2 separate regions of the Homo sapiens genome follow, and region 2 is linked to region 1. Evidence: chromatin loops called from intact Hi-C (ENCODE). Cell type or tissue: PC-9. All regions are shown on one strand. Region 1 overlaps OSBP2 (oxysterol binding protein 2). Region 2 overlaps OSBP2 (oxysterol binding protein 2).

What was found. A loop is a pair of places that touch in the nucleus more often than their neighbours do. Peaks named below come from ENCODE experiments on the same cell type or tissue, not always from the same donor. Only the 100,000 strongest peaks of a DNase experiment are listed, where the experiment ranks them.
Region 2: it touches region 1 in a loop (8-fold over the local background); 6 of 110 quality-filtered maps call a loop at or near these places.

Annotation. Positions count from the first base shown.
Region 1 is chr22:30,826,826-30,834,825 of GRCh38, reverse strand. All of the region lies in intron 2 of OSBP2 (oxysterol binding protein 2), which reads right to left. Among named protein-coding and RNA genes, the nearest start is that of MORC2-AS1, 91 kb to the left of the region's middle. RefSeq lists enhancers at 3,934-4,434, 4,435-4,935, 3,871-5,070, 7,437-7,586. In PC-9, no CTCF peak of the experiment used is centred here; DNase peaks (open chromatin) are centred at 3,735 and 4,575; H3K27ac peaks cover 3,221 bases.
Region 2 is chr22:30,878,094-30,886,093 of GRCh38, reverse strand. The region is part of intron 3 of OSBP2 (oxysterol binding protein 2); the gene reads right to left. LOC107985544 (a long non-coding RNA gene) reads left to right here. Exons shown (of 3, transcript NR_146603.1): 3 at 1-38. Among named protein-coding and RNA genes, the nearest start is that of MORC2-AS1, 40 kb to the left of the region's middle. RefSeq lists enhancers at 1-82, 6,930-7,671, 7,672-8,000. In PC-9, a CTCF peak has its summit at 3,693; a DNase peak (open chromatin) is centred at 3,783; H3K27ac peaks cover 2,562 bases.

The sequences.
Region 1 (8,000 bases):
AAAAAAAAAGAAAAGAAAAGAAAAGAAAAGACAATCCATAGAATAGGAGAAAATATTTCTGAAAATGTATCTGATAAGGGACTTGTATCCAGAATATATAAATAACTCATACGAGAATAAAAAGACAACCCAAATAGATAATAGGCAAAGGATTTAAATAGGCATTTCTTCAAAGAAAATATACAAATGGCCAGTAAGCACATGAAAAGATGTTCAACATTATCAGTTATTAGAGAAATGCAAAACAAAACCACCATGAAATAACTACTTCACTTCCAACAGGATGACAGTGATTAAAAAACAAACAAAACCCAGAAAGTAGCATGTGTTAGAGCAAGGATTTAGAGGAACTGGAATCCTAATACATTCCTTGTGATAATGTAAAATGGTGCAGTCTCTATGAAAAACAGTTGAGCAGTCTCTCAAAAGTTAAACTATATTACCTAGCAATCCCACTCCTTGGTATATAACCAAGAGTGAAGAAAACATACATCCACACAAAAGTTTATGCGCTTTTGTGTTCATAGAAAAGTTCATAGAAGATTTATAATAGCCCCAAAGTAGAAATAACCCAAATGTCCATCAACTGATGAGTGGATGTTCTATATTCCTACACTGGAATATTATATGGCAGTAAAAATGAATAAAGTTGGGAGGCTGAAGTGGGAGGATCACCTGAGCCTAGAAGTTAGAGGCTGCAGTGAGCTATGATCACACCACTGCACCCCAGCGTGGGCAGCAGAGCAAGACCCTATGTCAAAAAAAAAAATGGACTGATGGTTAAAGAGAGGGATGTATGGAAGGATAAATGGTGATCAAGTAAATATAGTAAAATGTTATTGGTAGAATCTATGTGGTGGGTGTACAAGTGTTGATTATACAGTTCTTGCAACTTTTCTGTTTGAAATTTTGCAAAACAAAGTGTTGGTAAAAAAACACTGATAAGAGAAGATCTGCCCTACTATAGAAAACATACTTTCCAACTGCAATAATCATATCACCATGGTTTAGGTGCAACACTAGACAAAACTGGCATATGATGATGAAGTCCCAGACCTGCAAGAGGTTAATACACTAGAAGAAAAAAATTCAAACCCAATAGAAATTCTAGCAAAGATACACTCATTCAATAATGAGATACTGTTTTCAATTCTCAACACAATTTAAAATGCTATTAAATCCTGGTTCTGGTATATGGTGAGACTAGTGGCTGGCTTTGAGTCCATTTACTATGGCTGTGTGACAAGGCAAATTCTGCGTCAATGTCTCAGCTGCCACACCTACAAAATCAAGGGAGGGACCTCAAACCAGCTGAGGTTCAGGGTGACAGGTCAAGGGACAAGCAGAGCTCAATTACACATGTAGGTGTATGGCCCAGGAGCTCCATGCACAGTAAGTAGCTAGTATTATTTGTGGTTATCTCTGCAACAGAATTACGCTTATTTTAAAATTTCTTTTAGATGCTTTTTTTTCCTATTGGATTTTCTACAATGAGCATGAACTATCTTGGTAACCAGGAAAAAAAAGTCATGAATTATTTTAACAGCCAAACGGTGATGATTTGGGATTATGTCCTCTAATCTCTAACAGCGGACGGCTGGCTCCATGCCTTCCTAGCTGTACAGTTGTGTGTTTCTAGGCCTCAGTTTCCTTGTCTGTACCATAGGGGTTTGGTAAATCATCTCTAAGACCCCATCTGACAGTGACAGTCTAGGATTCTATGGCTATAACATTTTCTTTCATATGGGTGACTGAATCCTTCTCAACTCAATGTGAGAACTCGCGCACTGACACCTTTCTGAATCAAACTTTGAAAAATGTGGAAAAAGAACACGAGTATCTATGGCCACATTTCCCATGAGAGTAAGAACTAAATCAAGCCAAGGGCCATTTTAAAAACTTTAAACTCTATGCAATTCACAGGGAGACACTCCTGGAATGCAGCTCCTGCTGCTGTGGCTAGCTGGGCACTCCACCCCAGCTCCCCTGCAGTGCGCCACTGCCCAGCCCTGAGACCAGGGTCACCTCCCCTTCCTTCTGTGGAAATCCATCTAGTCCATTGAGAATGCCAGCATGTTTCGGAGGCCCCTGAGAAGTTAATACCCCGCAAGGAAACTCTGCTGTCTTCAAGGAGATCGTGACCGTGATCACAGAAAGAGCCTGGCATTTCCAATTAAGAATGAGTCCAAACAATGATTCCAACTGTGAGCGGCTATCTGCAGCCACTTAAATTACCTGCTTTGCACAATACAAGCAGCAGCTCCTGCCAGCATTTGGAAGGCCAAGGCAGGAGGAGCACTTGAGGCCAAGAGTTCAAAACCAGCCTGGGCAACATAGCAAAACCCCATCTTTACAGGAAAAAAAAAAATTAGCCAGGTGTGGTGGCACATGCCTGTAGTCCCAGCTACTTGGGAGGCTGAGGTGGGAGGATCGCTTGAGATGGGGAGGTCGAGGCTGCAGTGAGCCATGATCATGCCACTGCACTCCAGGCAACAAAACGAGACTTTGTATCTTAAAAAAAAAAAGAAAGAAAAGAAAAAAGAAAAAGAAAATTAACTGCATAGTTCATATCATTTACATATATATACAGAAATCAATTCTGGATACATTAAGGACTTCAGTGTGAATCTTGAAAACTGAGCTGGTAAGAAGGGGGCAAGGGCAGAAGGGCAGAGAGGGATGGTGGGAGTGAAGTAGGCACAACAAAGATGAAGGCTCATACTGGAAAAAGTGCCCAGAATGTCCCAGGACAGTGAGATGCTTCCTGGTCACTTGTTCTGCTTGGCCAAAGCAGGCAAAGAGGAGCAGGAGGAGAAAGGTCAGATCATCACCAGAAAGAGCTACCAGGGGTCAGGGTGAGGTCAAAGTAGGCACAGAAACAGCCATGGGAGAAGGCAATTAACTTTGGGCCAAGGAGATCAGAGAGGGTGGTTAACAGGTTCTCCTGTGGTGCTGACTTTGAGTGCTGATCACAGCAGCAGGATGGGGGCTGTTGGTGGCCATAAGTGGCCTCCCATCAGACTCTCACCCATGCCTGGATTGGGACCTCTGCATCTGGAATGTCCCTTGGGAAAGCTAAAGAGTGGATTCAGTACAGTCAAGTGAGCCACCTCCCACTAGATAACTCCAGAGAACAGGGGCAGTGCCAGCATCACCCCCAATTCAGAAGGGCCCTACCCTTGATTTAATTCTCAGCTGTCTTGAAATTCTTAATAATTTTTGCAAGGGGCCCTATATTTTCATTTTGCATTTGCCCCACAAGTCAAGAAGCAGGTTTTGCTAGGGGATGACAGTTCCAGGGACCACTTCTCTGAACCCCAACCACCAAGGACAGTGGATCGGTGCCAGGGTCCCAAGAAGTCCTGTCTGGCTTGGGTTCCAGCCACGTACAACATAAACCAACTTCGTTTAGAATGCCTTCCGTTGGTTTTCCACACAATGGCAGGAGACAGTGCAGCTGACGAGCCATCAAAGAGCAACAACAAATAATAACTGAACTAGTAAGGACACTTCATGCTTTTTGGTTAGTCAATTGCAAGTGAAAACAAGGCACATTATACTGGCCAAAGAATAATCTCTCAGAATGATGGAAGTCTAATGTAGGGAAGCTTACAGCAAGGTGTTGTCCACACCCGCCCCAAGCATCATGAACCAGAACGTTCTTGCCAAGGGTGATGGGGCTGCTAGAGGGAAGCATTCACACCCTTTGACTCAGCGATTGCATTCTTGGCAATGTGTCCCGGAAAGAAACACAAAGGAAAAACTTTACATGCCAAAGATGCTCAGGCAGCAGTTGGCTACAGTGATCTGGGAAGAACCTAAATGTCTAACAGAAGGAAAAGGCATTCCACAGCCTTCCAACGAATAAACACAAAGCCTGCGATAACGTGGGAAAGTGTTTATGATGTACAGCCATGTGAAAATGACATTTTTTTTTTTTGGATCTCAATGATATTAAAAGGATGTTTGTATAAAGGAAAAACATTGACCAAAAATAGAGACCTAAAAACAGTGGCAAAGGGATAATGGCGCTATGGAAACGCCATGCTCTTGAACATCTGGAATTGTTGTCTAAACAGTAAATAACCCTTAAAAATAATGAATGCCTAGGGCACAGAAGATTGGTCCTGCTGAATCTCAGAAAGTCTGGCCAAAAACAAAGCATGTGTGCTGGGGGACAGGTGAGGAGTGGGATTTGGGGAAGGGATTTTGCCAGGCAGATGAGCAGTTACCAAATGGTTAATGAACTAAGAGTCACATTCCAGGGGCCCTGTCCCGTACAAACTATGCTGCTTCTAATGTAAAAATATCCGCGGTGGAGGGATGCACCCAGTGGGCCTGACCAGGAAAGACACTTGTCCTCTAACCAGCCCCACCTATGGCCGAAAGGCTGATGGCCATGCCAGGTCAGGATGCGGCAGGCAGCCCCAGGGCGCTGTCCAGGTGGGGTTCCATTCCCCAAGTCTGTGGCCTCCTTCCGCCTTGACACACCACCCAGTGTGAGCAACTACTATTTCTGAAGATATGCGTCAGGAATCATTACTCAACACACACGTCACAGGGAAACAGGACATAAAAGGAAATTTATCTTTGGCAGCCCAAAGCCCATAACTTCATTTTTATTCATATTGCTCATCTATTTGATCAGATGCTGCTGCTGGTTTGAGCTGACTGGCACTTTATAGGAAAACCAGATGCCAGGAGAATGAATCTGCAGTGGGCAGGGCCGGGCCCTACAGGACACTCCCTGATGAGGTCAGAAGAAGATGTACATCCAGCAAACCCCTCAGTCCCAGCTCCAGCTCAACCCCATGCATCCAGACTCAGGCCCCTCTCTCCATTTCACTAGCCACCTTGAGATCTTTTCACTGAAGTCTCCCAAGCCCTGCTCCCACTTTGGCCCCCGTCGGGTCACCTGTCTTAGCCTGGCACCTAAGCAGCCCTCTCTTTGCCCAGAGGCAACAGAGGTCATTGTGCTACCTTCAGGACCAGTCAAATATTATTACTAATAATTGTTTTTATTAACAGGGCTGTTGCATATGGTTGAGCAGGTTGTACATTGCACAGCCCTAGGAAGTGCCATTCACAACAGACACTATAGATTTATTTTTATTACAATGCAAATCCAGCAAATGGAAGAGTCTCGTTCTGACAAATCAGAACAATTTTAAACTATTACAACAGTTTACAAATAAGTAGAGGTAAGGGCCCGGCGTGGTGGCTCACGCCTGCAATCCCAGCACTTTGGGAGGATTTGGTTCACGCCTGTAATCCCAGCACTTTGGCAGGCAGACCATTTGAGTTCAGGAGTTCAAGACCAGTCTGGCCAACATGGGGAAACCCCATCTCTACTAAAAATACAAAAATTAGCCAGGCGTGGTGGCAGGCATCTGTAATCCCAGCTACTCGGGAGGCTGATGCAGGAGAACAGCTTGAACCCGGGAGGCAGAGGTTGCAGTGAGCCGAGATTGCACCACGGCACTGCAGCCTGGAAGACTCCAGAGCAAGACTCCGTCTCAAAAAAATAACTAAACAAAAAATAAGTAGGGGTAAAGGGTCTTGAGGAAGAGGCATCCTTTTCTAATCCACGCGAGGTGCCAAGTGAGCCCACAGCAGCCCTGCACGCCAACCCGTGAACGCCAAATGAACCAGCTCCCTGGAGAGCACGCTATGTTCTCCAGGCTCCTTGGGGCTACCAGTGGCAAAGAACCTTGACTGCCTGGCTGGGGGAGCCTGGGCCTGTCCCAGCCCCATCGCCTCCACACTGTCAATGCCTTCCTCACTGTCACTGGGCATGCTGTGGCACAGTGAACAGCCACAAGCGCACAGGGCTGGTGCTTGGCCCACGAGGGTCTCCTCTTCTCTGCTGCACTGCCCCATCATGACCCTCTTTTCCCTCCAGGCCCTTCCAGTCCAGCACAACTGCCCCCTCGCTACCTAGGGGCTCAGGGTTGGCATGAAGCCTGTTTGCTGAGGGGGACTTCTGCATAGCCAATACAAGCACTGGGGGAAGCCTGCTCTGCCCACCTCTCCCCCGTCTCCTCTCCTCCTTCCTTGAGCTCTCGCCCTCTCTACCTGTAGGCCTGCCCTTCACACAGTGACACTCACATGCACACAGGTGTGCTGCCCTCCTGGCACCTCCGACATGCTGCTCCCCCTACCTGGGACACTCTTACATACAGTGCCCCCAATCCACCCCTTAGCTGCTTGCCCACGTCGGGCCCTCTGCTGGGATCCCTGCCCACTCGCAATGCCTTTCCTCAGAGCTCATGGACTCCTGCATGCCTCAAGCTCTGTGCATATTCTCAATCTTCTCTACTTGGCATGGCCAGCGCCTCCTGGACTCTGAGTGTGGGCAGCCAGGGCCATGCCAGTCCTCTCCTTCATGGGAAGGGATCAGCGTGCAGGGTCAGAGGGATGCTGGCCTGGGGATGAGGTGAGCTGGGCTCTGCTACTCCCAGCCCCTCTGGGCTGGGTGCCTGTCACCTGGCTGTGGACACTATGTGCCCTACGCAGCTGCTGGGACAGAGTGAGTGACTGACAGACACTGTTGGCCAGATTTTCTGCCTAACGGAAAAGACAAATTCTGTCTTCTTTTACCATTTACTGTTCTTCACTCTGCCTCAAAAGCATTGAAAGATTCGAGACCTCCATCTGGCATTTAGCCTCTTTCTAATGACAAGGAATCCCCCCAGATCACCTCTCTGTATTCCCCAGGCTCGGAGGTTCTGCCCCAGAAAGTGAGTCCCCAGCCCCACCCACTGTGGCCTTCACTCAGGCCAGGCCCCTCAAGAGTTCAGCGGGTCCCCAGGCCATAGCCTTCCCCTTGACCATCCATTCAACCAACACGCGGTTAAATGCTGGGGGTGCAGGCTCTGGCCCCACTCCTGCCTGTGTGATCTTGAAAAAGTCATCTCTCTTCCTTGAGCCTCAGTTTCCCCATCTGTACAATGATATGGCCAATGATTATCTTCCTTGCTACCATTGATTAAGCACCCTTCCGTGGGCCACGGGCTTCCCACTTTCCCCTTATTCCAAGCTGCAGAGGAGCATCACTCCTCCAATGAGGGAGCTGAGGTGACTTCTTCCATGTCTCCCCTAGGTCTCATTTGGCTCCAAGGACTGGACTTGTCCCATGCCCACGGGCCCATGGTTGCCTTGACAGGTTGACTCCTTGAAACCGTTCTTCCTGGCCTCTGTGCAAATTATGGCAGTAAAACGTCACTTCCCCAACAGGTCTGTTTGTAAAATAATGTGCATTCCTATAAGGAGCCAGATTTATACTGGAGGAGATAGAAAGGATCCTACTACTAATGAGCAGCTACCATGTGCCAGGATGGGCAGGGGCTTCCATACGTATTACTGCCATCATTTTAAGACACCAAGTAGAATTCTCACCACCTTAGGCCAAAAGCAAGTGGCCAGAGGCTCTGTCATGTTAGGTTTGCATGGCAGAAGGTACCGCTTCACAGTGAGTCACACCAAGTAACAGTGACAACTCGGTGTGGGAAGACATAAATGGGGTCAGCACTACCATGAGGCCTCCTTTCCACAAGCCACACACCACCTCCAGAGCCAGCAGAGCTGTGCCCTCACAACTCCCCACTTCACATCCTTTCTTGCCCATCTGTCCTTTCTGATGCAACCCACTGGCAGGGCCCCTTTCTATATCTCACCCATCATGAGGTCCTGACACCTCGCTGAAACCTAACTGAGCATCCCCATCCTCACCTGCCACTTACTCATCCTCCAATACACAGCTGGGTGTCACCTCCTCCACTTACTCATCCTCCAATACACAGCTGGGTGTCACCTCCTCCAGGAAGCTCTCCAGGATCCCCCACTCCAGGTTCACCTAAGAGACCCACTGTCCTGTTGGAGCTTCCCTGGTTGTTCCAGAGTTCCACAGTGGGACCAGAATGGAAAGGGTGGGGGCAGGAAAGACTCCAGCCTGAGTCAGGGGAGTCCCAGTGCACCAGGGGAGTGCACCAGGGGAATGC
Region 2 (8,000 bases), 51 kb before region 1:
ACTCATATTTGGCTGAGAATAAATCTCTTCAAATATTTTGCAGAGTCTGTTTTTGTTGACACCTGCAGTGAAGAAGGCCCTGGGGGCCATCTAGCTGCCCCCTCTGCTGGGATGGTCACAAACATGCTTACTGCCCCCTTTGGCCTCCTTGGGGATGTGGGAACCCTGGCCTTCTCAGAGCCCGCCCAGCAACCAGCACCCACCTTGGTTGGCCTCCCACGGTCAGGATGCCAGTTGGGGAACAGCAAACCTGGGTGCCACGGGTCTGCACGCTGCCTCCCCAGCAGCAGCTGGTTTGGTTCAGCCTGGAGCTGAGGTGGCTGCTGTTGCTCATTATGGTAGGGCCCGAGCATTCTGCGGCCACGTCCTCCCTGCAGTGTTAGGCCTCAGGTTTGTCACTGGCCCTTGTCTACCCTGGGCCAGTCCCTGGCCGTGGCACAGAAGGAAGGAAAGCCACGTTCTGCTATCCTCCCCAGCTCAGAGAGGTAATTGGTCTTGTCTGGCAGAAGTGGGACTGGCACTTTCTACCAAGCTACATCAGAGTCTGAATCACATAACTGCTTTTAAGGTTTTCCCTTCAAGCTTGTGGCCTACTGAGACATCCAGAATCTTTTCAGCTTCCCAGGTCCACAGATGGTTCCACCACCAGTTTTGAAGCAGGGGTTGGTCATTCTGCCCTGTCATTACAGTGGAGAGGATGGCTCAGGCTTCAGCTGTCCCTGGAGGGCAGTGAGATCAAATCTAGGAACCTCTGGATTTGCCCTTTCTGGACACATTCTTGAAGCCAGTAGGAAGGGACGTTTCCTTGGCCCGCATCTGCATCAGTGGCCCCAGCTGCCACTCCCCAGCACTTCCTCCCCACCCAATTGCCCCAGCTGACCTGGAGCACCCACTGAGCTCCATGCACATCACAGGCTGTCCCACCCCAAAGGAGGAAGATGGGCACACCAGTCCTCACCTGTGACACAGGGACAAGGCAGCTGTTGAGGAAATATCAGGAGGTGATGTGGCAGGCAGGGCGAGGGAGCACTCAACAGACGTGCCTCATGGATCCCCTCCCGCATCTGCCCTGGCACCTGGTGCCCAGGCCACAACCACTAACTCCCACCACTCCTCAGACCTCTGCAGCATCGCTCTCCCAGGCAACGGCCTGCCCCTCAGTCAGAACCGCTCAGATGCCTGCCCATTGGGTCGGTCTCTCCAGCGACTGTGCCAGGAATGCCCCTGAATCAGCAGCTGCTCCCAGACATTTGCTGCCAAGTGACACCTACCGGGGGGTGGGACTGACAGCAGTGGGAGCGAGACGGGGGTGTCCTGAGGCGGCCTCAGGAGAACACCTCCAAGGGTGGGAGGCTCCCCAAGGCTGTGCACTGGGGCACCCTGCCTGGGGACTCGCCCACCCCACAGGGAGAGCCCGAGCTCTCGTGGCTGGCCTGGCTCGGTGGAAAGGGGCCCCCAGCCTGCCCCAGGGATGCCACTCCTTGAACAAGCCCTCCTCTGGGCACCTTCCCTCCCCCATCTCCCTCAAGCACCACACAGGGTGGGCAGGGCAAGGTGTGCCTCCTCATCCCAGAGATGTGAAATGGGGCCTGGAGATGCAACATGGCCTGCCCAAGGAAGCCAGCAGAGTGTGGTGGCCAGGGGTGCACTATCAGGAGTTGGAAAACCTGGGTTCCAGCAGAAGCCCCTTGGACCCTCTGAGCCCACATCCTCTCTGTGAGACAGACGGTGATGCCCGACAGATGCTGTGCCCACAAGCTGCCCTGTCTCCGCTCATCCGGCAAAATTCTCCAGGTGGGAGGAGTGCAGTCACCCCCATTGGACAGATGAAGGTCTCCTCCCTGCAGGTTGAGGCAGGGGGAAAGGCCTCCTCGAGGAAAGAAAGAAACCTCCTTATCTCATGCGCCTCATCCTGATGATGTGTGAGACTGAGTCCAGGGTGTTGAAGGTCTGGGCTATTTTGAGTTCATGGGTCTTATAAGGCTGTCCCTTGGGTGTGGGACTGCAGTCACTGTCCATCATACAATTTGCAGACCCCATAGTGGGCCTGGGTGAGTCCTGGGAGACGCAGCTCCAGGCCTGACTCCACTGCTCCCTGGCTTGTGACTGGGAGCCGAGCCTTTCACCACCTGGAGTCCTACAGCGGCCGTCCTGCTTCACCCACAACCCTGTCCCTCTCTCACTGCTGTAGGCCTTAGAGTGAGGACCCTGAAAACAGACTCAGAGACAATGTGCCCCAGCAGCCAGACCAGATGGCACCTCTTTGCTGGTTTTGTGCCAGTGGGTGTAAGGGCGGTGGCGGAGGCAGGGGGACGGTATCCCTCTGGGTGCCTCAGGAATGTTCCAGACCCTTACAGAAGCCCCATGAGTTGGGTAGACAGAGACTCCCACCCCATCCCAAGACAGCAAAGCTAGCCCTGAGGGCACCCAGCAAGGAGGTGGCAGAGCCAGATCCAGAACCCAGGTCCTCAACTGAGAGCTTGCTCTAACATCCTACCTGGCTGCAGCTCCCAGGAGGCCCTCCTCCCCACATTGCCCTAAGCTTGGCCCAGTGCTCTGTCAAGTTAGTCTTGGTTCCAGCCACCTGTTCATGGGCTCTCTGACACTGCTGCTCTGCTGACCCTGGCCCATGCAGGTCTCCAGGCTCTGCTGAGCTGGTCTCAAGGCTCAGAGTGCAAGTGAGGAAGGACACCCTCATCTCCCTGGGTGCTGCTTCAGGGAAGTCCCCTGCATCCCGGGACTGGGAGAAGGGGCTAATCGGGTCAGTACAGGGTGAACAGGATGGGATCCCAGGTCTGTCTAGCCCCAGGGCCACCTCCACACAAGGCACGATCCCCTTGCCTGCCTGATGCAAGTAGGGGTGCAGAGGCCAGGGCTGTGCTGTGCATGGTGAGAGTGAATTGGTGCTTCATGGTTTTCTGGGTTCTTGCCTATCTGGCTGCACAAGGCCTCTGCCCCGCCCTCCCTCATCCCTGCACCATCACTTCCTGCCAGTCTCCTACAGCCCCCAGAATCATCCTCTCCATCCACAAGTTCTCACATAGATGGGTGCTTTGTTTTCATATACCTCATGTCATTTACAAGACTTATGAAAGAGCCATACAACAGCAGTTTAAAATAGTAGCCAAAGGTCATGGTAAGAATTCCCACAAACTCACATCTGAGGGTGCCTGGGCTTCCCAGCAGCAAAAGCAAAGAGGGAAAGATGACCAGAGAACAAAGATGAATTAGGCCCCCTACCTCCTACCTTTGCTGTTCACAGGGACTCTAATACTTTAGAAATGACTATTTTCTCCTTCAAGGGAAAATGGAGTATTTGTTTTTTCCACAGATCCGGGCAGCTGATAGCCTCTCATAGAAAATGGTTTCCAATCCTCTCCAGCCTCATCTCCTGGGGCTCCGTTCCTTCCCAGGGCCCTGAGTGTGGCCCACCAGGTATCCTGTCTTCTTGCCTTTCCCTGGCTCAAATTCAAACCCTCCTGCTGATTCTGATGCCAGCCCCACCTCCCTCACACCGCGGGCCCACTGTGGGGCAGGGCATTGCAGGCATTCTTACAAGCACTGAGGTAGATTTTTTTTTTTTTTTTATAGTGTGCATGACCGAGGAGGAAATGAAGGCTCAGGGTGACTGAGGGACTCGCCCAAGGCCACAAGGAGGTGTGTGTAGGGCCAGGATCCAAGTCCCTGAGCATCTCACCTGCATGTCCCCCAGGGTATGGAACCAGTGCTGTTAGGGTTTACTTTGTAAAGCCAAATCTTGATTGCCGTCTGGGAGCCCCTTGAGGGCAGGGATGTTGTGGGATCCCAGAGCCTTCCTGGTGTGGAGCTAGGTTCCTGGGAGATATTCACTAACCAGGCTGCCTGGGAATAACCCTGTCCAAGCAACAGAGCCCAGCCCTAGCCTCAGGGAGAAGGGGTGGCCTCCCAGCACCCTTAGCCCCAGCTGAGGACTTTGTACACACAGCCAGGGTTGCTGGCTGATACACTGGCCGTGAGTGACCTCAGTCCCCCTCAAGGCTACCAAAGGGCCAGCTGGCATCGTGCAGCAGGGAGACAGGAAGTCCCTAGGACAGCTGGGCCTCATTTGGGTACATGTGCCTAGGCTGGGCACATGCAGGTCGTAGAGTGTCACAGTCACCTAAAAGCGGGGCAGGGTGAAAACTGCTGTGCCCTAATATCAAAGGCCTCATGTGGCTGCACCCAAGACCTTTACCCCCACAGCACATGAGCTGCCTGGTCACCCCATGGATGCAGAGAGCCCGTCCACCTCCCCCAGCCCGGATGCACCCACCTGGTGTCCATCCCTGACTCCCAGGGTCTCCTCTGCTGCTGCCGGCCTTCTCCAGGCCCCATCCTGGCTGTGCTGTGGGGAGAGGCAGGCGCCTGGCGTGGCCCTGCTGTTCTCAGAATGCTGAGCTGGGCTGTGTGCTGTGTGCTTGATAAGCTGGATTAGGCTTGGGGCCCGGCAGAGGGACTGGCAGGGGGAGGTTCCCAGGGGCCCAGGGAGGGCCTGGCTGACCCAGCCCAGGCCTGAACGTGGTCTCATTTCTCTGAGGCTGTGTGACAACTCTACCTGGGGCCAGGAGACTCGTGCTCAGCTGTGAGCAGGAGGAGAGACGGGCTGACCTGAAGCCCCCTACCCGCACATTTGTGTCCTGAATTGTTTAAGGGGAAGAGAGTGAGGGGTCCTAGTGGGAGCTGGAGGTGGTACCTGGGCCCTGCATGGGTGCTACCCCACTGCCCAATCCTGGGACAGGCCTGTAATCTCCTGGCGCCCTCCTGGGCTCCTACAGAGTCCCTGATTCTGTGACCTGTCAGGTTGATTGTCCTCAGCGTGGGGACAGAGTTCCAGTGTCCTGGCCCTGCCCCTTCTGCCTACCCCCAAGTGCTGCACAGAGGGTTCTGGTGAAAGGGGTGTTGGGGGTATGGGTGCTCTGAGATGCAGAGGGGCCGGCCTGGGGTGCAGAGCCCCTGGGCAGTGTGGTCCTGTCTCCATGGGGAGGGCAGGGAGCCTGTCGAGTTGCCCCCAAGCAGAGTGAGAACCACAAAGCTCGACAGACAAGGGGGGTCTCCGCCCTGGGGCAGCCCCACCTGGGGAGTCCAGGCCCTGCCTGACCACCAGGGACTCTCCCTACTGAGAAGTCTGGCCTGGGGAAGAAGGCTGTAAGGGCTGCCCACCCAGGGGAAACCAAGTCAGGGGCCATGCCATGTGAGGTCTGAGCAGGGGTTGCTGCTGGTCACCGGTGCCCCATGGGACAGACATTGAGCATCTCTGACCTGGAAACCTTTGCCCAGATGCACCCCAGGAAGAGGAGGACAAACTCTAATCGCTTTTGCTGTTCCTAATCCTAATCCTAATCCTGACAGTGATCTCACTGCTCCCCAGGCCAGGCGGGAGAGCAAGGTGTGAGGTCAGCTAGCCTGGGTCCCCTGTGTGTGACCTAGGGCAGCCTCTCAGGCTCTTGGGAGCATGCAGAGCCAGGACCCTGTCTGGCCTTCAGTGGCTTCCTGGAAACTTCCCTTCTAGACAGGGATGTGAGGGAGGCACCAGAGGCCTGCTGGGCATTGACGTGGGCAGCCACTGGGCTCACGGAGGAGGTGGGGAGATGGGCCAAATGCCCATATGGTCCAGGCTAGGAAACTGGCTCCAGCCATTAGCACACACAGGAGGTCCCAGCACCCCTGGTGCAGGGATAATGGGAGAAAGGGCCGTGTTCTTATCTGCGGCTGGTCCAGGACCTGCCAGGCATCTGACGTGTCTGCCCTCTGGCTCTGGGCTCCCAGGTGGGCGGCCGGAGGACCCTCTGCTCTCCAGGTTTCTAGGGCCAAGGCTACCCACCCTCCACGCTGATCCTCACATCCCTTGTTGCCACAGACCCTGCCTCTCACCAGCCTGGGGTTCTGAAGGTGATGAGCGGTGAGATCGCAGAGAGTCAGGGTCTCCCTGAACCCCTCTGCATGGCCAGGGGACTCACTGGAGTAACAGGATCTTGCCTCCCCTGCCATTGAGGAGTGGCGGGCTGGCCTCACCTATTTTTTTTTTTGAGACAGAGTCTTGCTCTTGCCCAGGCTGGAGTGCAGTGGTGCCATCTCAGCTCACTGCAACCTCTGCCTCCCAGGCTCAAGCGATTCTCGTGCCTCAGCCTTCTGAGGAGCTGGGACTACAGGCACCTGCCACCACACCTGGCTAATTTTTGTATTTTTAGTAGAGACAGGGTTTCACTATGTTGGCCAGGCTGGTCTCAAACTCCTGACCTCAAGTAATCTGCCCGCGTCGGCCTCTCAAAGTGCTGGGATTACAGGCATGAGCCACCATGCCTGGCTTGGCTTCACTTTACACAAGATGAAACCCAAGCTCAGCAGGTGCCTCACAAAGGCAGGAAGGAGCTGCACTGCGATTCTGGTCTTAAGTGTCCAAGACCCAGACTGGGGACCCATGGAGCCACAAGGGGAAGTGCTGGGCTCCCCCGGGGATCCCTTTGGCCCAGCCAAGCTGTCATGCTGTGTCTCCATCACCTGCCTGACCCCCGAGGCGGAGCTTCCAGGGCCTGCTCCTCACAGGAGCGCTTGGCCCAGGCTGGTAGCACACAGGGGTTTCAGCCCTTCCCAGTCCCCACCGGGGGTCGATCAGAATGTCTCCTTGACTTGACTCACTCTCGGCACTGGTGAAGCAGCTTTCCAGTCCAATTAAAACTTTAAAATAGCCTCTCCACATTCAAAATAGTTTGCCACTCGCACACAGGAACCAACACCATCTGGCTTCCAGTTTGCCAACTGATTTTAGACAAATCTGGAATCTATTTTTACCCATCTCCCCAGGCCCTGGATGAGCAAGCTGTCAGAGCAGGACGGTGGTCAGCTGGGCAGAAACCTGCCCCACAGGCCCCGGAGGGACAAGGGAGGGCAGCTCCGGGCCTCTCACCCCTGCCTGGGTTGGCCTAAGGAGCCCCACGTGATCTCCTGGGCCGTGAGCCAAGAGGGGCCTCAGAGAAGCCTCAGCATGTCCAGCAGTGGGGCCCCTTCTGATGCGGGTCTTTGTTTCTATGATGCCCCACATCAGAAGCCCTGTCTGAGGGCCCCAGGTTGCTGTCTCTGTTCCTGTGACCCTCTTCCCAGCAGCCCCTGGCTACCCCCAGTGCCCACTCTATCTGGTGCCCCCAATGTCTCCTACTTCCCCCTCATACTTTGCCCTTGCAGCTGGAGTGTCCCCAAGTGGAGTGTCCCCCGAGCCGACTCCATCGAGTGCTGGCTGTGCCGGGTGCCCTTCCTCCCCAGGTTTTCCCATGTCCTTGCCATCAGGATGTCGCAGGCACCCCATACTGCCCAGCCAGCCCTGCGGCAGGCACCAAAGTGTGTCTCCTGAGGGATGCTACCTTCCTTGGTAAACCCAGGGACCAAGAGTGCGGCATCTCTCCCATCAGGCCTGGTAAGCATCTACCCTCTGTTGGCCAGCCCAGCCCTGCTTTCTGCCTGCACTGGGCACCTCGAGCTAGCTCTGCAAGCTAGCTCTGCCCACTCACTGGCTACACAAAACCCACTCCTGGGAAAGACCCTCCTGCATCCTGCGGAACCATGTGTGGGCCAAGCAGGGCGTCAGACAGCAAGGCCCCCATTCTCTAGCGGCTTAGGCCCCCAGCATGGGGTCCTTCCCCATGGCCTCTTTTCTCAACCACACAGCAACTCTGCTGTCCCTGCCTTCAGCTCAGAGCAGCACTGCCCACTCTCACGGGCGCCAGCTCTACTTTCTCTGCCCAAGGGGCCCCCGAAGGGTCTCCGAGCACTTGCCCCTGCCTCGCGGATAGCGCATTCTCCAAACAGCAGAGGGGTCTTGCTAAAATGCACGTGGGATCATTTTATTTGGCCTTGAGTCATTGACATTGGCATTGAGTCACTTGGCATTGAGTCCTTTGTCTCATTTCAAGTGGAAGCAGAACACTGTCAGCACAAGGTCCCTTGTGACTGGCCTCCTCTTCACTCCAACCTCCCCTCCTGTGGCTCCC